Linked DNA regions of Homo sapiens: region 2 is linked to region 1. A link is a loop called in an ENCODE intact Hi-C map of the cell type or tissue named here. Cell type or tissue: tibial artery. All regions are shown on one strand. Links, peaks and the distances in the headings refer to the core of each region. The heading gives the core; the rest is flanking DNA. Region 1 overlaps TNC (tenascin C). Region 2 has its middle 310 kb from the start of DELEC1.

Region 1 (11,594 bases), core at 1,865-9,864:
AGTTAAAGAATTAATATTTATCTACTAACTATCAGAGAGAAACACAATATCATTAATATGAATAGAGTTGTTGGATTTGCAAAATGGAACAAGGTAGGATGGTGTTTGGGAATTGGGGTTTACATAACTATTTTATTTACTGTTGTGAACTTGAGGGGAGGGCATAGGCCAGGTGGACTATAATATCTGTGTCTTAGGCAAATCTTTAAAGCCCCTGGAGAAAAGCCTGCTCTCCTTGAGTCTGACCTGAAGAGAAGGTTAATAAGTGAGAGGAAGATACAGTGAGAAGTAGCAGATGGGGGAGCTAAAAATCTATCATTTCTGGAAAACTGGGCTTCACACTATGTACTATCTAAAAAACGTGTGGTTTCCAAGAAATCAGTCAAGATCAGAGAGCGTTTCAGAGGGGCTGGAAATTACCACTTTCAGTTTTGAAAGCATGGACTTCTATGAACAAACAACTTATTTGTATAAGTAAGGAAAGGAGGGAAAATTCCTTCTAAATAGGATCATTTAATTCAGCATATGGCAGGAAATTCAAGAAATTAGCCAGAGAGAAATACTAGTCAGAGGAAGGCAGAGGCAAATGAAGATGAATCATACAAATGAATAACTTTTAATCATTATTCTGAACTTCTTTTAGGTATAGAGTTTGGCATTATGTTTTTGGAGGGGAACTTACTAGATGATTTTTTTTTTCTGCTTCAATCTCTATATACACAAGTATGATAATATCCACCTTGTTAGGTTAAGGTGACTGGAAAGTAAGTATAAAAATTTAGTAAGGTTGACTGGAAGGGATCAGTAAACATTTCCTTAAATGACCAAATAGAAAATATGTAAAGCTTTGCAGTTAGATGATTTCAGTCACAACTATTCAACTCTGCTATTGTAGAGGCAGCAGCTATAGATAATACACAAACAAATGAGCATGGCTGTGTTCCAATAAAACTTTATTTACAAAAATAGGCTGCCACCCTATGGTTTGCTAACCTCTGCTGGAATATAGTAGTTATTCAATAAATGACAGCTTCTATTATGAAACTAAATACAGATTGAATTGAACAATAAGGAAACTAACATTTTGTTGAGTGCCTATTATATACATTTTTATGCCAAATCTTACACTAAATGCTTTTTATTCATGCTATCATTTATCTTGTCATTTGTCATGACAACCTGGTGAGTTAGGTATTATTATGCTTATTTGAAAATTAATTTGAGACTCAGGGAGTTTCCATGACTGGCTTAAGAGGCAGAGCCAGCTTTTGAATCCTGATTTATTTGTGGTTCTAAAATGTCTGCTTTCAACTACATTGAGCTACACTGGGCTGACTCCTAAAGGAATTTTCTTAGTTCAGATAAGGTAAAAACTTAAATTTTTACTGCTCCATAAAGAAAGAGATCAGCATTCAAGTGGATGAACTCACTTTCCATTTCCTAGACCTTCAGCAGCTCTTTGGTGGCTGTGCACATGTAAGCACCAAAATATTTGACCTCTGTTTTTCTCCCAGAACCTCTGGCTGGATCTCAAGTTTTATGTACTTCCTTTTTGGAGAATACTTAAGCCAAGGTGTACTGTTTGCAAACACTTATTAGCCTTGGGTAGATATTGGCGAGTTTCCGTTGGCATCAAATGGGCTTCCAGAATCTGCTGAGGCCTGGCTGTGCTCATTGATTGTCTTTGCCAAAAAGAGCTGCTAATTAGGATGACATCCTGCTTGTCTCTACCTCTAGAGCTAGGTTTTCCTTCCTGGGCATGCCTATTTTGTCCCAAGCAGTATGTTTGGATTTTTAGTGCAGATCTAGATGAACAAGAGCAAATTTGCAGTCCCTTTAAAATCTATGAAGCCTTGTGCTCCAGTGAAGAATTTCCCAGACTACGTTGCAAGATGTTTTTAGGTAGATGTCCTATGGTCAGGTATGTTTGGAGATACTGGGCTAACGAAAGTTGAACAGATTAATTACAGCAAGATATCTCAGATGATGCACTCTACTTCCCTGAACCATCCATTGGCTTCTAACCACACTCAGAATGAAATTCAAACTCCTAGCCATTGCCTACAGAGCTCCTTCTCTCATTTCATTCAGACATCTGCACAATGGCACATTCACCTCTCACCCCATCTAAAAGAGCACTCCTCTCACCACCAGTCATTGTTTATGCCCTTACCTTGTTTTGTCTTTCTTCTTAGCAAATATCACTACCTGAAATTGTGCTATAAGTTTATGTGATTCCTTTTTATTGTCTGCCTTCCCCCTGCTATGGTCTGAATGTTTGTGTTCCCTCAAAATCCACACATTGGAACATAATCACCAGTGTGACAATATTAGTTGGCAGAGTCTTTGGGAGGTACTTAGATCATGAGGGCAGAGGCTTCATAAATAGAATTTGTGCCCTTATTAAAAGAGACCCCATAGAGCTGCCTTATGTCTTCTGCCATGTGAGGACATATAAGGTGCCATCTTGATCTTGGACTTCCCAGCCTCCAGAACTGTGAGAAAGTAATTTCTGTTGTTTGTAAGTCACTCAGTTTATGGTATTTTGTTGTAGCAGCTTGTACAAACTAAGATATGCCACCATAATGTAAACACCATGAATAAAAGGATCTTGACTGTATTGCTTTCTATTGTATCACCAGCCCTAAAACTATGTATTGAATGGACATATGAGCTGTGCATTTCCAAGAACAGAAGAGTACCAAGTGTTTCCCAAACTCATTTGGCCACAAAACCCTTTTTTAGGTGATTCCCATGAGAATGCTTTTCCACATGACACACTTTTGGGAACTGCTTCTCTAGTGGGATCTTATCATCAAGAACTATTTGATCAACAGGTAACAAAACAATGACAACAACAAAACATTTATATTGAATGCCAGTTTCTGTGCTAAGCAGTGTTCATGAACTACATCATTTAATCATCACAATAAACTTTAAACTAGGTGCTACTACTTTGCTTTTAATATGGATAAGAAGAAATTAGCTTAAAGAAGCTAAGTAACTTGGCCAAGATCACATAGCAAGCAAATACCTCTCAAACCCAGAGGATTCTTATGCCAAAGTCATACTCTTAACCATTATTCATTTCTTCTTGTGGGCTGTGAGCTTCTCCATGTCCTAAGATAGAGAGCTCTTTGTCTCCATCCCACCCTTGAGCCTGTTCTTTCCTCCTATTAGTTGTTGACTAATCTTTGTTATAACCTCCAGATTTTCAGCTATCTCTTGTGACTCAGCCTCAAATCCCCAGACAGGACTCCTCTGTCCTTGGTACTGGTTTTTCCAAATCCAAAGCAATTTGTGTTTTTATCCTGAAGGCCACCTCTGAAAGCAAACACATTCCTTGAGGTCTGTGTCCTGAGACAGTTTCCTGTCCTAGGGCTGGGATGGTTTCCTCCTATCACATGTTGTGTCATCACACTGCATACTTGCAAGCCAGTGGGTGAAGCGTGAAAACAACTTCAAGCTCTGGGCTTTCTGAGCAAACTGCTAAGGAAGAGGATGTCCAAATCTGGGACACAGCAAGGACTCCTATTAATTGCTAAAGATTAACTTTATTCCAGTTGTGCTAGGTTTCAGATAAACCAGATACAATTTTTTCTTTTAGGAACTATATTGTCAAGAGGGGCAGACAGGCCATTCCAGGATGATAAAGGAGATGATAGATTTAAAAAAAGAAACATAGGTAGAATGAGATGACAGTAAAAGGGCATCTAATTTACCTGGAGGAAGTGGTGCCTGAACTGAATTTTGAGAGAAAAATATGAATAGGTGAAAAACATAAAAAAGGATATTCTAGGCACGAGGGAATGGCATTTACAAGGATATAAAAAGAATAAAAGGGTTGATGTGAACAGTATGAATGACAGCTGAAGTACAGGATCTGTTTAGAGACCAGAAGCAAGATCATGGAGAATCTTGAATGTCAGAATATCTGGACTTTTTTGCAGGCAGAAGAAAAGCATTTGGAAATCTTGAGGCCCAGGAATGTTAACCTCTATGTCTCAGGTTGAAGAAGGGGAAGGCTGGGTTGCTGGGGGCCAGTGGGAAAGCTGTTGCAGTGGCCCATCTGTGAGATGCTAAGATCTGAACTACAGGGGTAATGGAGGTGGGGCAGGGGGTGGTGATCAAGAAAGTGGGGAGGCAGTGAACAGATTTGCTTGTCAAGGCAGTAGAGACTACAACATTTTGTGTGTGGGGTTAGTAAAGAAAAAAGAATTAATCGAAGATGTTACTATTCATTATATCTGCTGAGAGGAATAGATTGAGGGAGGAACAATGGATGAGTTTTAGTTTTGGTCACACTGACTGTCTTGCTTTAGAATAAAATACATTTGGAATCATTGCCGTGAAAGGCCCCTCCCTGGGGTGAAATTCAAGAGAAATTATGGCTAACCAATGAGTTAAAACAACTAATCAAAACACTTGGCTCCACTATATACATGGGAGGATGTTAAATAAAAACTAGTCCACTTTAGTGGCTGCCAGAATTTTTTTTTTTTTTTTTTTGAGACAGAGTCTCACTGTGTTGCCCAGGCTGGAGTGCAGTGGTGTGATCTCGGCTAACTGCAAGCTCCGCCTCCCAGGTTCACGCCAGTCTCCTGCCTCAGCCTCCTGAGTAGCTGGGACTACAGGTGCCCGCCACCACACCCAGCTAATTTTTTGTATTTTTAGTAGAGACGGGGTTTCACCATGGTCTCGATCAATTTTTTTATTACTCATCAGTGAGGGTACTGAAGGGTTGAGTGAACTTGTCATTGATAAGAGGTTGCCAGAAATTGGTGACACTGGAGTGCTGGAGGCTGTGGCAGGCAGACTCTAAGGTGGCCCCATTGATACTGCCTCCCGGCATTCTCATACGTGTGCAATTACCTCCCCTTGAGTGTGGGATGGCCCAGTGACTTTCTTCTAACAAACAGAATATGACTAAGGTGATGGAATATCCCTTCCATGATTAGGTTACACAGGATTGTGATGTGCCTCTTGCTTATAGACTTTCTCTCTCTCTCTCTTTTTTTTTTTTTTTTTTTTTTTTTTGAGATGGAATCTCGCTCTTGTTGCACAGGCTGGAGTGGAATGGCTCGATCTTGGCTCACTGCAACCTACGACTCCCAAGTTCAAGTGATTCTCCTGCTTCAGCTTCCTGAGTAGCTGGGATTACAGGTGCCCACCACCATGCCAGGCTAATTTTTTTGTATTTTTAGTAGATACGGGGTTTCAGCATATTGGCCAGGCTGGTCTCGAACTCCTAACCTCAAGTGATCCACCCGCCTCGGGCTCCCAAAGTGCTGGGATTAAGAGGTGTGAGCGACCATGCCCGGTAACTCTCTTTCTCATTGGCTTTGTTAATGTAAATGGCCTTGTTGGAGAAGCCCATGTGGCAAGGAACTGAGGGTAGCCTTGGACCAACAGCTTTGAAGGAACTGAGGCCCTCAGTTCAATATCTCTCAAGAAATGGAGTCCAGCCAACAACCACATCAACAAGCTTGGAAGCTAATCATCCCCCAATTCAGCCTTTAGATGAGACATCAACCCTGTCCAACACAGACAATAACCTCATGAGAGACCATGAGGCAGAAAATCCAACTAAGCTGTGCTTAGACCTCTAGAAACCATGAGATAATAAATGAGTGTTGATTTAAAGTAATTTGGTATGCAGTAATAGATAATGAATACGGAGATACTAGTCATCCTTGGCTCGGTCCGTGTGAGTTAAGGCTGTTGAGAGAATAAGACTCTGCTCATTTTTCTTTTCTAAAAGAATGTCTTAATTCTGAAACTTTTAAGATTGTCCCTGGCTTCCAAGAGCAAGAGTCAGAAGACCTAGGATTCCAACCTGACCCTGTTGCCAACTGGCGGAAGATCTTAGAAAGATCTTTCCCTTCTCTATGTCTCAGTTTCACCCTCTTTAAAATGAGGTATGCTAACCTAGGCCAGCAATTTACAAAAACATTCTGTTTTTTCTGCACAGAGCCCTTTCATCAAATAAAATTTCATGAGGAGGCTCAGTGTACAAAATAGATAAGTGGAGGGGCTTTCATTGAAATAAGGTTGAGGGGAATCCCCTGCTTGGCCTCCCTGTCTCTCCACAGCAGCCCCCAAATCTTTTTAAATTCTTTTTAAAATCCAGTCTGCAAGATTCTGGCTTAGAGGCTGCCCGTAAGCCCTTTTAGTTTGAAAATTCTGTATTCCCTAAGGAGATTTAAGAAAATAGTAACCTACCTAGAAGTTAAAGCATTCCTCTGCAATATCTGTGCATCGACCTTCACAAGACCATCCCACAGTCCTGGGCATCTCCTTTGGGGACTGTGCTAATGGTGCGTCTGCCCATGGTGGGTCCGTTTTTGGGGAAAATGAACTCCAGCAGACAAAGCTCCCGCCTCCCTAACATTCTTGACCTCAGTGGTGTACAGTCCAGTGTGGCAGGGAAGGCAATCATAGGGGTAATTATGACACAGACAGTGGGGGACGTGCAGAGCTCAGTTGGAACCTGGAGCAGGGGGATTCCAGGCAGCCTGCAGGGCACTCATGGCTTCCCTTGGGCAGCACTTGCTTATGTGTGTCTATGCTTCAGGTCTCAGGCTGGTTGCAGGGATGTGATGTGGATCGGGCTTTGCCCTCATGTAGCTTAAAGTCTAGTAGAGAAAACGTATTACATTATGGGTCACATGCTAATCATTTAATTACAGTTTTTTTCAAGAGGTGAAGCCTGAAGGAGCAAGCTGGAGATAGCAAAATTAACCAGTCTGTCAAAGAACACCAGGGCCAAAAAGACAAGCTTTTGTGTCTTTCTTAGCTTTGCTGTGTCTAGCCCTCTCTCTTGTCAGAAGATGAATAGAATTAGGGAGCTGAGCATGACTTCCTTACTGAAATGGTTATAACTAGCCTCTCAGGACTGGGAACTGGGTTTGATTTTTAACTCCACCAAGTACTTTCTGCATGGTATTGGGTAAGCTACTTAAACGTTTTCAGCCTTACATTGTGCATATTTGAATAGGGTGGGTGATAAGACTTACTAGAAGCTATGGTTGACTAAATGGCATGATGCCTATAGAGTCCTCAGTAAATATTAGCTATTACGATTATCCCCTAGGATTCTCCTAGGAGAACATTTCAGACACATTCTTGTCGAAGTTAGCAGCAGCCAGCTTTAGGGTTAGAGGTGAACAACGGTCAATTCTGAAGCAAAGCTATCTATGTTCAGAACTCATGATATATCTCTGGCTCTTGGTATAGGGTATTTGAGGAGGGTTAAAGGACCAAACAAAGCTATTTAAGTTACCATGGCTATATCATGAAGGACCTATGAACTTCAGGAAACTTCAAAATTCTGAGACGACGTGGCATGAAATACATATTTTTAAAATCTCCATTCACAGATAGACTAAAAATGCACATGGAAGGGATTTTCCGTTCGCGATCTGCTTTTGACTTGGGCATTTTGCTTTTATTCCATGATGAAGGGCCAAAGAGAGTAATGATAGTGACAGGGTTGTTTCTAAAGTGGAAGAGAAGCTGGAAATGTGAGACAAGGTGGAGGGAAAGGAGTTTAGGCTTAAGGGCATAACTGAAAAATGTCTGGCCACCAGGATTAGAATCAGGTTGGTTTGCAGACTTTTCTCCTTTACAGAGAAGTCACAAAGCATGTATAGCCCCCGAAGGTAGGTAAGTTCACCATCTCTGTCTTTTACATTGAATGGAATTATGGCCTGGGGTTTGCAGGAGGCTGGTCATGTCACACTTTGAGGGGGGTTTTCCTCCTTGGAAGGGAGCCTTCATCTAATGTTTCCCACATGTTGAAGGTGTTCAAACTGGCCCGGGATAAGATTCAAGGGGATTCCCTACAATCTTCTCAGAGTGAGAGGTATTTGAATCATAATCTTCCTCTCTGAGGCTTCCGCTGAATTTGTGGCTCAATTTGTGGCTCGGAGCCTACAACCATTTCCAAGCTGTCCTGGGATTCATGGCCCCAAGGCCGATTTCACTTTACCTACCAATCAGCCCTTTTAAAACCAGATGTTTGGCTCACCTGTGTGCCTACTTTTCTGAGATGAAAATCAGCAGGAGTGACCTGACTGCTACCTCTAGTTTCATTCTTCTCTCTTCCAGGGCTGAAATTTGAACTTTCCTGTTTCCAGGCAGAGAGTTGCACCATTGAGAGCTGACCTTTGCTGAGAACCATGAAAAATGATACATGCAGGGCTATTCTGTAAAATCAATAGGCACCAATGCCAGCTGGGGGCTTCTCCACCATCTTGATCATTCACTGAAAGACACCATTTAAGGTTCTAAACTTGGTCAGCACAGCCTGACTTCAGAAGGCAATATAGCACAGCAGAAAGAACAGTGGGGTATTAGTTAGAAAGCTTGGGTCAAAGCCAGCTCTGCCCCTCAATTACGGAAAGACCTCAGATGAGTCACCTAACTTCCTTGAGTGTCGATTTCTTTAAAATTGAGCTAGTAATTTATAATTTGTAGTGTCTGAGTGAGAATGAGATGAGAAACCATTGGCAAACCCTCCTATTACATATGTGACACTATTAACTTTGTGTTTGTGTGTTTTACCATCACAAAAGGACATATATTTCGAGCCAACTAAATGTTTGCAACCTACTTTTTACGTTTCAAACTGAAGTGGCTTCAGCATGAAGGGGGCTGCGCTTTGGTCCAGTGGATATGTTTTCTTGTAAGAAAGCACAGCTAGGTGTCTATAGAAATCTAGAGAGAGAGGAGAGAATATGTGCTCTTAATTTATTGTTAGCATTAGAAAGGGTAGGATTAAGGGGGATATGTTTTTCATTCTGTCAGCTTGAATTCTCTTTCCAAATTCCATTCTGGTTATATGATCAGGCTACTGCTGTATTTATGGGTGGCCACAGTCTGCCTGGAGGGGCATATTTAGTCAGAAAGGAAGTGTTTTCCTTCTAAAGGCAGGCAAGAAGCAGAGAAGCATTCAGAAGGAACACGGCAGAATGTACCTCTGACTTGGTGATCACGGGGACCTGGGTGTGAAACCTGGCTGTATCACTCTGAGTTCTAGGACCTTGGTAAAGTTATTCAGTCTCCCTGTTCTTGAAGCCATCTCTTTGTCCAACAAATATAGTCCATACCTCAGAGACATGCTGTGGATGATCCCACAAAAGCCTACAGTTTAGAGAGTAGGCTCATCATATATTTTGGCTATCATTGTCATTAGAATTAATTAAAATAGCCTTTGTTAAGTCTTTTATTTCTCATTCATATTCCTGTCTATTACACTATTTGTGGACTTGCTCTTACTTCTGCTACAGATGGTGACTCAGAGGGGCAAAAATCCTTGTTGAAGGGCAGAATGGCAACCAGAATGCACACAGCCTGGTTTCATGATTTGTAAATGTGCTTTTTGTCATTGAAGATTCTGTGGCAATGTCCCAGAGGCTAAGAGCAAAGGTGTAAGTTTTAGACCTTGTGACCCCACTTCAACCAAAGCAGCCCTGCATTTACCTGTCATATACTGGGGGTTTGCCCTAAATTCATGTAATGAATATTTTCATCATTAAAAATAAGTTTAAAAATCATGATCTTAGAATATTAATCTTGGACAAGTCCTTGTAAAATGATAAACAGAGAAACTAAGAAAAGTTTCCATTTATTGAACCCTTAATATGTGGAAGGTACTATGCCAAGTGTTTGCCATATATTACCTCATTTGAATGTTGCAAGAGCCCTGTGAGACATAGTTTGTCATCTCCATTATATGAATGACAAAGTTGAGGGCTGAAACGTTAGTCACTTCTTAGAGTGGGGAAGGAGGAGGTTAGTGTGGGATAAAATAGAGAAGCTAGGTTTTTAAAACAAAGCATAGAGGAAAAAAATATTTAATGACTGTAGAGCTTGGCAACATCCCTTTCAATCCTTGTCCAATTTACCCTGTTTGAGCAAACCAGAGAATACTCATATTGTGCACCTTTTTCTTCCCCACAAAGCAGTCACCTTCCTGAAATGCAAGGGCCAAAGCACGCTGACTTACATCTCCTGCAAATGACTTGTATGCGCACAAAGCCAGAAACTCTTCACTTGGTTGTCTAGGACTGAATAAATCTTCTTCAGTCCTGAATTGGGCTTGCCTGGCTGGGATGGATAGTAGTTTTCCTTTCTAAAACACATATGGGAAAGCTCTGTAAAAATGGGGGAAAAAGTCTACAAAAACATGAAAAAGAGGCATTCATTCTTCAAGTGGTGCTCCCTGTCCTGCCCTCCCTCCGGACAGAAAGCTTTTCCAAAGAGTTTCCAACAGCATCGTACTTCATAGCTGTCAGCTTTAGAATCTGCAGATGCCTAAACTCAAAACCTCCTGACATTCTGGAATCAAAATTTGACATTAACTTCCAGCCCCGGGCTACTACCTTTTCTCCAACCTGTGCCAACACAACCTCCTGCTTGTAAAATACAGCCAAGTCTCAGACCTGCCAGCCTAGTGAGACACCCTCAGATTGGGTGAGATAAAAAGCGGGGGCTGGGGGCGGGCTGAGGAACAACACACAAGAAACAATCCAAGACTGGCTCAATGCCTCTTTTAACTTCCAGAGTGATGGCAGTTTTTGGCAATGACAATGATTATCCAAACTTCCAGTTATTAAGCAGTCATTGCTGATCTTTCTATACCTCATTTTCTCCTCAAAACGACAGCAGACGCTATTGTCCCCATTTTAGAGATGTGAAAACTGAGGATTAAGGAAGTGATGTATCTTTCTCAGGGTCATATGTATGGTGGTGGGGAGAATACCAAACACCTCTGGCTTCAAACCTAAGCTCTTATTCCTCTTACAACACTGATGGGTGAGAAGAACCCCTGTGTTCTTTCCAAAGTACACCAGGGGCAGCAGGGTTCCCATACCTGGGGGATGTTGTTGCTCAGATCTTTCTGTGATGAGAGGTGAGGAGGAGGAGGTGATTCTAGAGACATGTGGGACGCTGCTGGCTCTAGGCACCCCAGTAAAGCTGTTCTCCACCACTCTCTAGCTGCCTGTCAGTTATTCATCTGGCCCAGGAGCCACCTCCTCTCTTCTGTCCCCCAGCTCTCATTTCCAGGGTGAATATTTTGAGGACCAAATGAGGGAATGGGTACAAAACTCTTTGTAAACTTTATGTAAGTGCTGTTTAGATATAAACTTTTATATTCTCCCTGCACTCCTCTATCAAACTCCCTCTAACCCATCCCAGGGGCAGGCTATGAGCAAAGTCTGCCTTAAAACTCTACTGCCCTAACCCTCAAAATAAAAGATATATACAGGTGAATCAGCCAGACTAGAAGTAGGAGAGCAGTTGAAGAGAAAATTTTTACTTTTCCTCTGCAGAACAGCAGAAGATAACAACTTTACGAAAAGTTCCTTCCAAGTCTGACTATTCATAAAGTTAAAACAAACAAAATTACAAGACCAGAAAAGTCAAGGTGCATCTGATATAACCAATACACACTCCTTTTTTTTCCAGCGGTGGAAAAAAAAACCCCATATGTTTTGTAATTATAATATAAAATCACAACTCATTTGGTACCAGGAATGCAATCCTTACATCATAAGGATCTCTAGTGATGAGGGCAAAACAGACTTACC
Region 2 (11,594 bases), core at 1,715-9,714, 340 kb after region 1:
GTTCAGTGATTTTAATGAAGTTGCCCAAGGTCACAGAGCTATTTATTGTGGCTGGTGTGGTGATGGCTGTGTTTATGAGGACAGAGACAAAAGGGTGATGAGGATAATGATATTTGGACTAAGTCCTTTTCAGCAGTCCTGAGGTTGTTTCCTGCTATGGGAGAAGAAATATAGTTCATCTTTGTACTCCTCAAAAACATTGTTGATGAAAAAAAGTAAAGAAGAGTTTGCATCACTCTGCAAAGATTTTCTTTTCTTGAAGTTCCTGCCATCCATATATACTAATCTTTATATGGCAAGGCAGTATCACTTATCCATTTATTTTATTCAACACATATTTATTGAGCAATTACTATATGCAACGTTTTAAGCACTAAGAATACAGGGTCTACTGAAATGACCATCCTTTCATACTTCCACCAGAAATGCTCTCTGTAGCATTCATAAAATCTCCAGTTCAGCTTTTCCTACCCAAGCGTATCTTAGTTTACTTATGAAGCAGCGTGGCTGCTGGCTGACACATATCACTCAGTGCTCCCCTCCCCTTATCATGTATGGTAGGACACTGCTATTTGCCTCCCTCCAAAAGAATCTAGGGATTTCCCAAATTAACACAAGAGTAAGCACAATTAGACTTATTTAAACTCAGGAGAAACATGTTTTGCTCATGAAGTAGTGGAAAACCTGACATCATGTTTAAACTTAATCCAACTGCAATCAGATGTCTAAAGTTCAGAACTGAAATGTCAGACAGGAAAAAAGTGTTACCCTCATGGCTACTGTGCTCTAAGCCGAAGATGATTCAAGAAAAAGACTGTGTGTATGTGTGTGTGTGTGTGTGTGTGCGCTTGTGTGTGTGTGTTTCCTCAGACCATTAGACAATTACTAGCACTAGGAACTGGGGAATTACAATATGATTGAACAATTAGGAAATGTGGACTAAATCTGAGATTTGGGATCTCTTTGGGTGGTTTTGAGATTTTCTTGAAACATGTACAGAAGTAAAAGCAAATTGCAGACACAAACTGTCTCTTTTTTTTCTGATAGATACCTTTGCATAATTTTTTTTTGGCTCTCTGATTTTTACTCTTCTATGGTTAAAATATTTACAAGCAGACTGGAAAGCTTTTCTGGAAAAAGGAGATTTAGATTTCAAAATATAAAATTTGCTAGTCAGTAAAGTTGAAGAATTTTTTTTCTTATGCATGGAGTTTATCTTCTGGTAAATAGTATATATTTATATCATTATTTCCCACTAGCAAAGAAGCGATGTATAGAATAAAGGCATTTGGGAAATTATTTTGTCTTTAAATATGTCTTTTGCTTACAAGTTATTTTTCTTATTGAGCCAATTTCTCTTTCCTCCTCTTCATAGACACCTTCCTATGCTTCTTCACTAAATTTGGAAAATCCTTACCAAGCATCTTCTACATGGCAATCACTGCTAGGCCCTAAGGATCTCACAATTTAAACAAAGATCAGGTTATGAAGCTACGGGACAAGTGCTGTGAAGTTTGATGTGGGGACCATAATGAGTGGAGAGAGGAGCCGTCTAATTCTGCCTAGAAATTTGCAAGATTATTTCACAAAACAAGTGCAATTTATGTTGTGTTTTGCAGGAGCAGTAGGGCAGTTTGGCCAACAAAGCATGAGAGCAAGGACACTGCAGCAACTGGAATTCCTAGGTCATAGATGCAGATGACAGCAATACGGCTGGAATACAGGGCAGGTGGAGTGAGCTTTGGTGGGAAGTGAGGCCATAGGAAGAATAGTCATGAAGAGCATGGCAGGCCATATGAAGATGGTTTTCTTGTGGCTCTGAGTGTGTCTTTTGGCCTGTCTGCCAACCTATAAAATTAACGCAACACAAAATGGGTACATATGTAGCCAGGAGAAATTAAAGTGATATGTCCAAGTGGTTCTCAAAGATACAGTACTTGAGCATGACTAGCTTTGTGGCTTCCCAGGGATTTTCCAACAGTTCATTAAATAAAGTGATTTAGGTCGGGCGCGATGGCTCACGCCTGTAATCCCAGCACTTTGGGAGGCCAAGGCGGGCAGATAACCTGAGGTGAGGAGTTTGAGACCAGCCTGACCAACGTGGAGAAACCCTGTCTCTACTAAAAATACAAAATTAGCCGGGCATGGTGGCGTATGCCTGTAATCCCAGCTACTCGGGGGGCTGATGCAGGAGAATCGCTTGGTGGAGGTTGCAGTGAGCCGAGATCACGCCATTGCACTCCAGCCTGGGCAACAAGAGCAAGAGCAAAACTCCATCTCAAAAACAAACAAACAAACAAAAACAAAAAAACAAAAAACAAAAAAAATCACACACAAAAAGATTTACTGAGATCTATTGAGTACTTTCTACAGAACCAGCAGAGAATCCAAGACTGTGGAAAAGAACCAGGAAATATCTAGTATGTTTTATTTAAGATAATGAAAGGAGAGAATGGGATGGCTCAATTGCTTCAATTACTGACTACCATTAGTTGAGTTTCTACAATATGCAAGTCATTGTGTTTGAAGCAAGAAAGAACCACATTTATATCTACTACATCATTTACCAAAAGGAACCACTTGTCTTGAAGAGGCACATAGTGTACTACCTAAATAATGTACACAAACAAATGTGATAAAAGGAAAATTATATACAAAATGTCTCCGACAGAGTTTCCGTTAGGGTAATTTGTATAGAAAGAGACTGGATATTACTGAGTATCCTCTATAATCCTCTGTAAAACCAGAAGTTAGCAAATACAATCTCATCATCTTCACAACAATTCCCCAAAATAGACATCCTTATCTTCATTTTACAACCAAGGAAATAGCTGAAAGAGGTTAAGGTAACCTGCCTAAATATAAACCACTGCTATAAGTAAGGACTTGAACTTAGGTGTTTCTAGTTACATAGTTATGTTTTTCTGCATGTTATATGGGCTAAGTGAAATTTAGAATAGCTTGAAGAAAGGAGTGACATTCAAGAAAATCTGATTCTGACATTCTCATAAAGACACAGCCTTATGTATCTTAGCTCTTCTATTAAAAGCTGGCAAATATGTCTCATTGTTCAAAGTGGTCAAACTTAGATAAAAACAAAGCAATGGAAACTTTCAGACTTAGCAAGTTCAGATGGTCTCCCGTGCAGACACAGGAGTTCCATGGCATGTAATGTGTATGTATCCTTCTAACTTGCTTAAAATCATCTGGCGCCAGTTATGTGGCTGGAACCAGTTTGCAATAACTCCTGTTTGTTTTTCAAACATTTATAATAACATTGAATAAATAATATTAGCCCATGCACATTGTTCATTGCCAGGGAATACATTAACAGAACCCTCAGTTCTCTAAGTACAATTTTGGTTGAGAAGACTTATCGGCTCTGGTATTAAAGATGTTAAGAAGTGAAAGTTTGCATGTGATGAGATGGAGTGTAAATGACTTTGGTTTGAAGCCCCGTCACTTGAAATGTGGACAGGGCCATGAAAGGCTTCAGTGAAAAAGTAAACTTGAGATTGTAAATAATGCCTGATCTGACATTTCCTTTGTGGGGATGCCAGTAATGGGGTCCAGCTGCCAAATGCAACGCTCCATTGAGTCATGGGAGAAAACAACTTTTTTTTTTTTTCAAACTGATATTGTGAGTTAAAATGCACAGCTACATGCCATTTGTTTTTCTACTTTACAACAATTCAAACCAGACTATTTTCTACTGCAGCCACAGAAAAACAATCCTCGTGGCCAGCCCCCATCCTTCCTCCCTCCTGACAGATATCTTTTGTTCTCAAAATACAGGTTGGAAATGGGAGCTGTTTACTGAGTTTTTTTTTTTTTTTACTGAGGTTGCATGATGAAAAGCTTTCATAACTGATCCTGAGGTGCTAGAGTGTTTTAATCAGTGTGTAGGATTTTAATTAATCCCAGGGCTGTCCCCTTTCTCAGAAGCTAAAGGTGCAAGTTTATATTCCTCTAGGTTATGTTTGAGTGAGGCTGAAAGACCCCTTTAGAAGACAGAACAGAGAATGCAAAGAGATTCATGCTGGAGATAGAGACCTGAATTCTATCTTGTGTCTGTTTTTTCTGGGATTGTTGCCCCGTCTGCATGATAAGGAGACTTGAAGAATGACTTTGCAACCACTGGGCCAAGACTCAGGATAATGTGAATATACACAGAGATGTTTTGATTTTAAGTTTATCCATAAGTGCTTTGTAATCACTGAAGTCAAAGGCTAATGTCATAGTCTGTAAATTCTACTCACATTTTTAGAATTCTTAAAGTCAAAACTGGACAGCCATAGTTAAATTGGTTTATTCGGTTTATTCTCCTGTGTCCTCGTTTGTAGAATAAAAGGGTGGGCCAGGGTAGAGACTCTATGGCTTCTGGAACAAAGTTCAATTTCCTGGATTCACAGTCAAGTTTCTTCAGGATCTGACCACTTGACATCCCTCCAGATCTCAGATCTGCCTCCTACAAGCCCTGTGCACATTCCCATGTCCTAAATGTTAATTGTCCAGAGATCTTTACTATTTTACACTTTTTGCCTTCTGATAAGTTACTGCTTCTGCTTAGAATTTACTTAACTTGCATGATTAAGCCAGAGTAGTAAATAGCATATTCTAGAGATACTGGCATTTTTTTCTTTTTTTCTTTTTTTTTTTTTAATTGAGATGGAGTCTTACTCTGTCATCCAGGCTGGAGTGCAGTGGCGTGATCTTGGCTCACAGTAACCTCCGCCTCCCAGTTGCAAGCGATTCTCCCACCTCAGCCTCCTGAGTCTCTGGGATTACAGGCGCGCATCACCAAGTCCGGCTAATTTTTGTATTTTTAGTAGAGATGGGGGTTTCTCCAAGTTGGCCAGGCTGGTCTTGAACTCCTGACCTCAGGTGAACCACCCCCCCTTGGCCTCCTGAAGTGCTGGGAATACATGCATGAACCACCGCGCCCGGCCTGAGATACTGGCCTTTTTAAGTGAATTCCATGAGACATTGGTCTCATAAATGTTTCTCTGGTGAGTTGGGCATGTGTTTTGGGGAGAAGTGGGAAGGGGAGAAGTTTTCATAATGAAAAAATTAGGAACAATGATGTTTATTCTGCCAATTACAGAACCATGACACAGGTAAGCATAATAAAGGTTCTGAGAATTCCTGAAAAAGAAAACTGTTTAAGCCAGCATTTCCCAAATGTCCGTGATGACAAATTCCTTCTGTTACATAACAGCTACAAACACACTCCAGATCACAGTGGGAAACACCTGTTCAAGTTAATATAAAACATATGTCACCTACAGATTATAAATTTTTAAGGACCGATGATGTGCTTCATTCTTAGCAATACAATTTAATTAGTTTTTAAATTTTGAGATAATTATAGTTTTCATATGCAGTTGTAGGACATTATAGAGATATCTATGTACTGTTTACTCAGTTTCCCCCAATGATAATATCTTGCAAGTCTATAGGACAGTATCACAACCAAGATATTAATGTTCATACAGCAAAGCTACAGAACATTTCTGTAACCCCTAGGATCCCTGAAGTTGACCTTTTATAGCCACAACCACTTCTCTCCAGCCCCTATTCCTTTCTTAACCCCTGGTAACTAGTAATCTATTCTCTATTTTTATAATTTTGTCATTTCAAGAAAGTTATGTGAACAGAATAATACAATATGTAATCTTTTGCATTTGGATTTTTTACTTGACATAAGAGCATTCAGATAGTTGCATATATTAGTAGTTTGTTCATTATTATTGTTGAGTACTATCCCATGGTATGGATGTATCACAATTTGTTTAATCACTTACCTGCTAAAGGATGTTTGAGCTTTTTTTTTTTTCTAGTTTTAGGTTGTTATGAATAAAGCTGCTATAAACATTAGTGTATGGGTTTTTGTTTGAATATAAATCTTCATTTCTCTGGGTTAAATGCCCAAGAATGCAATGGCAGTATCATGTGGTAGTTGAATGTTAGTTTTAAGAAACTACCCATCAATGGTGGATTGAATAAAGAAATGTCATACATATACACCATGGAATACGATGCAGCCATAAAAAAGAATAAAATCATGTCTTGCAGCAACATGTTTGGAGCTGAAGACAATAATCCTAAATGAATTAACACAGGAATAGAACCAAATACGGCATGTTCTAACTTATAAGTGGAAGCTAAACATTGATCACACATGGGCATAAACATAGGAACAATAGACACTACAGACTACTAGTGGGGGTAAAAGGGACGGGGCATGGGTTGAAAAACTACCTATTGGGTACCAGGCTCACTACCTGGGTCCAAAATACCCATGTCACAATCTTACACATGAACCCTCTGTATCTAAAATAAAAGCTGAAATTAAAAACAACAATGACAACAACAAAAGCAAACAACTGCCAAACTGTTCTCCATAGTAGCTGTATCATTTTACATTCTCAACAGCAATGTCTGAATGATTCAGTTTCTTCACATTTTAGACAGCATATGGTATTGTTACCACTTTTTATTTCAGCCCTCTAATAGATGTGTGGTGATATTGCATTGTGGTTTTAATTTCCATTTCCCTAATTGCTAATAATGTTGATTTTGTTTTTCATGTGTTTATTTGCCATCTATATATCTTTTACTTTGAGGTCTCTTGATGTATTTTGCCTTTGTTCTAACTGGATTGTTTACATTTTATAATGCTGAATTTTAAGAATCCTTAATATACTTTAGATATTTTGTCACATATGTGGTTTGCAAATACGTATCTCCTGGTCTACCTTTTTCTTTTTTATCTGTATGTCTTTTATTTCACTTTCCTCCCTCATTATATTGAAGAGAATTCCCAGCATTATGACAGCAAGGACTCTTCTCTTGTTTCTGAACTAAGAAATAAAGCCTTCAGTCTTTCTCCGTTAAGTATAGTCTTAACTATAGGGTATTTCTTTGTTTTTGCTAAATGCTTTTTATTAAGTTTGGGAAGTTCTCCTTTCCTATTTTTCCGACTTTTTTTTTTTTTTTTAACCATGAATGGATGCTGAGTTTTCTCAAGTATATTTTCTGCATTGATTGATATATTCATGTGATTTTGCTTCATCAGGCTATTTGAATGGTGGATTACATTGAATTGTGAAGATTTTCTCCTATTTAAAGAAATTGTTTTATAGTTGTATGTTTTACATGTAAGTTCATAATCCATTTTGAGCTAATTTTTGTAGAAGATGTAAGACTTAGGTCAAGGTACTTTTATTTACTTATTTTTTATTGCTCATGGATGTCCAAGCACTCTGCACAGTTTGTTGAAAAAACTATATTTCCCCATTGAGGGCAATGGTAGCTACATAAAATGAACTGTAAGTATTCCTTCCTTTTATTTTCTTGAAGAAGTTATGTAGAATTTGTGTTATTTTTCCCTTAAATGTTTGGGAGAATTCTCCAGTGAAACCAAATGGGCCTAGAGATTTCTCTTTAAGCAGCTTTTAAATTATAAAATTGATTTTCTGAATAGCTATAGGACTCTACAAATTACCTGTTTTATTTTGAATAGCAATTTGTGTTTTTCAATGAAGTGTTGCATGTTGCCTAAGTTGTCAGATTTATGTGTCTAGCTTTGTTTGGAGCCTTCCTTCATTATGTTTTTTGTGTCTACAGGTTCTGTAGTAATATCTCCTAATTTGTTCATGAGCTTTGTAGTTTGCATCTTCTTTAATTTTTTCTTTGCCAATATCACTAGAGGGTTGTCAGTTTTATTGGTCTTTCCAAAGAACTATTAAATTAAATTTTCATTTAATTGATTTTCCATATTGTTTTTCTATTTTCTATTTCATTAATTTCTGTTCTTATCTTTTCCTTTCTTTTTTTTTTTTTTTTTTTTTTGCTTGCTTTGGGCTTATTTTGACTTTTTCTCTTTTCTGATGTACATACTTAATGGTATAAATTTTCTTCTCAGCCCTGCTTTAGCTATGTTCCACACATTTTAATATGTTGCATTTCATTTTCATTCAGTTCAATGTATTTTCTTTATTCCTGTGAGATGTTATATTTGACCCATGGACTATTTAGATGGATGTTGTTCAGTTTCCACGTATTCAAAGATTTTCCTCTTATCTTTTGGTTATTTATTTACAGTTTGATTTCATTGTGGTCAGAGCACATTGGATTACTTTAAATTCTTTTAAATTTTTTGAGGTTTCTTTTTTGTCCTAGGAGATGGTATATCTTGACATATGATCTGATGCTTGAAAAAAAAATGTGTATACTGCTATTGTTGAGTAAAGTGTTCTTTGAATGTTTATTAAATCCTATTGTTTGATGATGTTAATTTTTCCATATTATTTTTGATTTTCTGTCTAGTTGTTCTATCAATTATTGAAAAAGGTGTGTTGAAGTCTCCAACTATGAATGTACAGTTATTTAATTCTCCATCAGTTTTTGTTTCATATATTTTTCAGCTCTGTTATTTGATGCATACACACTTAGGTCTGGTATATCATCTTGATAGATTGACCCTTTTTCATTGTGTAATGCTGTTTTCTGTCTCTGATGATTTTCTTTGCTCTGAAGTCTATTTTATCTTACATTAACATAGCTATTTTTGTTTTCCTTCAATAAAAATTCACATGATATATTGTTTTCATCTTTCTACTTTTAACCTTCCTGTATTTTGCCATTAGTTTAATGGCAAAAACCACAATTACTTTTGCATAAACCCCTAATATTTGGAGTTTTTTATATATAGCAAATGACTGGGTCATATTTTTTAAAGCAACTCTGCCAATATTTGTATTTTAATTGTTGTACTTAAATAATTTACATTTGATGTAATATTGCTATGTTAGACCTTAAGTCTGCTACTTGATTTGATTTGATCTTTTGGTTTCGCTTGTAATGTTTTTCATTTTTCCAATTTCTTTCCCCAGCCTTCCCATGGGTTACTGAACATTTCTTAGAATTACAATTTGATATACCTTTAATATTTTTAAGAGTGTATCTTTTGTGGTTCCTCTAGGTAATATATTACATCATTTATACAGAAGTTATTGCAGTCTACTGTTGCCATCATTTTACTAGGTGGAGTAAGGTATAGAAAGCTTACCTCTCTTTATGCTGCTTTAAAATCTTTGTCAGCTGATACTAACATCTCTGTTATCTTAGTTTTATTATTTATTGTCTTTTTTTGTTCTGTTTGAGATCATCCTAATCCTTGACATGATGAGTGGTTTTAAATTAAACAAGGAGATTGTTTTGTAAAAATCTGGATCTTATTTAAACCTACCATTTAAATAAGACTGGTTTTCTCTGACATTGTCCTGCCAGGGGCAGGGAGAAGACCATCTTGTCTGGTGATGGTAAAATCCAGGTTCTCTACTTGATTTTCATTGACACTGAAGGAAGGGAGGCTCATTGCTATTGCTGGAAGGAGTCTGGCTTCCTACGGGATCTCCACTACTGCTACAGAAGGTGTGGCTTTATTACTTTAGATGATGGTGAAAGTCCTGAATCTTCACGAGGTCTGCCCTGACACTGTCCCAGTGTGAAGGGAAATGGGGAGTTGGGGTAGAAGTTCAGAAATTTTATGTGGTCTCTAATGACACCAGCAGGATGGCCCATTACTGGCTAGAGGAATTGAAATCATTGGTCCTAACTTGGTCTTCTCTTAAATCACGCCAGTCTTGGGTATTGGGGGTGCTGTATTACAGCCTTGTGAGGATGAATGTTTAGGCTGCTCCTCACCTGGCATTTACTCGTGCAAGTATGGATTGGTCACAGTTTCTGATGCATTTGTCCATGGTAGATTGATGGTTGCCTAAAATCTGTCTTTATGTCCGGCCTGACTGTTCCTTTCCTGGTCTTTTGCTAGAGAGGAAAACCAAAAAGCTTTTGTTGGAGATTTTGGTCTACGCTAATGCTAATGTCTATGTCTATTAGCATTTTTAGGTTACTGGCTTCTTTGACTCCCAGTCTTGAACACATGAGGCAAAAAGAAACCCACAGACTCACTGTCTCATTGTTCCTCAGGTCACAAGGTCCCTAGATGGCATGCCTTCCTCTCCTCAACCTTCTGAGTCTTCTTTTGTGTGTTTATATATATAGTATCTACAGGTTTTAGTTGCACTTACTAGGAGAAAGGTAGATCTACTCAATCTTTCTGAAGGTGAAAGTCCTTTATAAATAATTTTAAATCATCATATTGAACGCTTATTACCTCTAGAAATAATATGATATTCTTTGTATACAGTCATACCTCTGAGATATTGTGGCTTCAATTCCAAACTAGGGCAACAAAGGAAATATCACAAGTAAGCAAGTGACACATTTTTTTTTCCTTTTTTTTTTTTTTGAGACGGAGTTTCACTCTTGTTGCCCAGGCTGGAGTGCAATGGCATGATCTCGGCTCACCGCAACTTCCACCTCCCAGGTTCAAGCCATTCTCCTGCCTCAGCCTCCCTAGTAGCTGGGATTATAGGCATGTGCCACCACACCCGGCTAATTTTGTATTTTTAGTAGAGACAGGGTTTCTCCATGTTGGTCAGTCTGGTCTCGAGCTCCCGACCTCAGGTGATCCACTTGCCTCGGCCTCCCAAAGTGTTGGGATTACAGGCGTGAGCCACTGCACGCGGCCCACATTTTTTTTAGTTTGCCGGTGCATATAAAAATTATGATTCCATTATACTATAGTGTATTAAGTATGCAATAGCACTGTGTCTAAAAATGTGCATACCTTAATTAAAATACTTTATTACTAAACAATGCTAACAATCATCTGAGCCTTCAGTGAATTGTAATCTTTTTGCTAGTGGAGGGTCTTGCCTCAATGTTGATGACTGCTAACTGGGATCAGAGTGATTGTTGCTGAAGATTAGGGTGGTTGTGGCAATTAGAAAAAAAAATAAGACAACAGTGAAGTTTGCTGTATTGATTGACTTCCTTTCCTGAAAGATTTCTCTGTAGCATGTGATGCTGTTTGATAATTACCCAAAGTAGACCTTCTTTCAAAATTTGGAGGTTGGGCATGGTGGCTCATGCCTATAATCTCAGTGCTTGGAGGTGCCAAGGCAGGAGGCTCGCTTGAGGCCAGGAGTTTGAGAACTGCCTGGGCAACAAAGAAAGACCCTGTCTCTAATGACAACAACAATAAAATAAATAAATAAAAAATAGCCAAGTGTGGTGGTGTGTGCCTGTAGTCCTAGCTACTCAGAAGGCTGAGGTGGCAGATTGCTTGAGCCCAGGACTTTGAGTCTGCAGTGAGCTATGACAACCACTGCACTCCATCCTGGATGACAGAGTGAGGCTTTGTCTTTAAAGAATGAATAAATGAATAAAACATATAAAATTGGAGTCAATCCTCTCAAACCCTGCTGCTGCTTTAACAACTATGTTTATGTAGTATTCTCAGTATTCTAAAGCCTTTGCTGTCATTTTAACAATTTTCACAGCATCTTCACTAATAAATTCCACCTCAAGAAACCACATTCTTTGCTCATCAATAAATAGCAACTCCTCATTTGTTAAAATCTTATCATGAGATAGCAGCAATTCAGTCACATCTTCTACTCCTAGTTCTATTTCTATTTCCATCTCATCTGCAGTTACTTCATCCACTGAAGTCTTGAATT

What was found. A loop is a pair of places that touch in the nucleus more often than their neighbours do. Peaks named below come from ENCODE experiments on the same cell type or tissue, not always from the same donor. Only the 100,000 strongest peaks of a DNase experiment are listed, where the experiment ranks them.
Region 2: a loop joins it to region 1, with 7 times the contacts of the local background. A loop is called at or near these places in 1 of 110 quality-filtered maps.

The regions. Positions count from the first base shown.
Region 1 is chr9:115,106,389-115,117,982 of GRCh38, forward strand. TNC (tenascin C) reads right to left here. Exons shown (of 28, transcript NM_002160.4): 1 at 11,594. LOC124902255 (a long non-coding RNA gene) reads left to right here. Exons shown (of 3, transcript XR_007061746.1): 2 at 5,041-5,163. Among named protein-coding and RNA genes, the nearest start is that of TNC, 6.0 kb to the right of the region's middle. RefSeq lists an enhancer at 7,525-8,724. In tibial artery, for the core only: no CTCF peak of the experiment used is centred there; no DNase peak of the experiment used is centred there; H3K4me3 peaks cover 2,653 bases; H3K27ac peaks cover 5,170 bases.
Region 2 is chr9:115,441,581-115,453,174 of GRCh38, forward strand. No RefSeq gene overlaps it. Among named protein-coding and RNA genes, the nearest start is that of DELEC1, 310 kb to the left of the region's middle. In tibial artery, for the core only: no CTCF peak of the experiment used is centred there; no DNase peak of the experiment used is centred there; H3K27ac peaks cover 3,464 bases.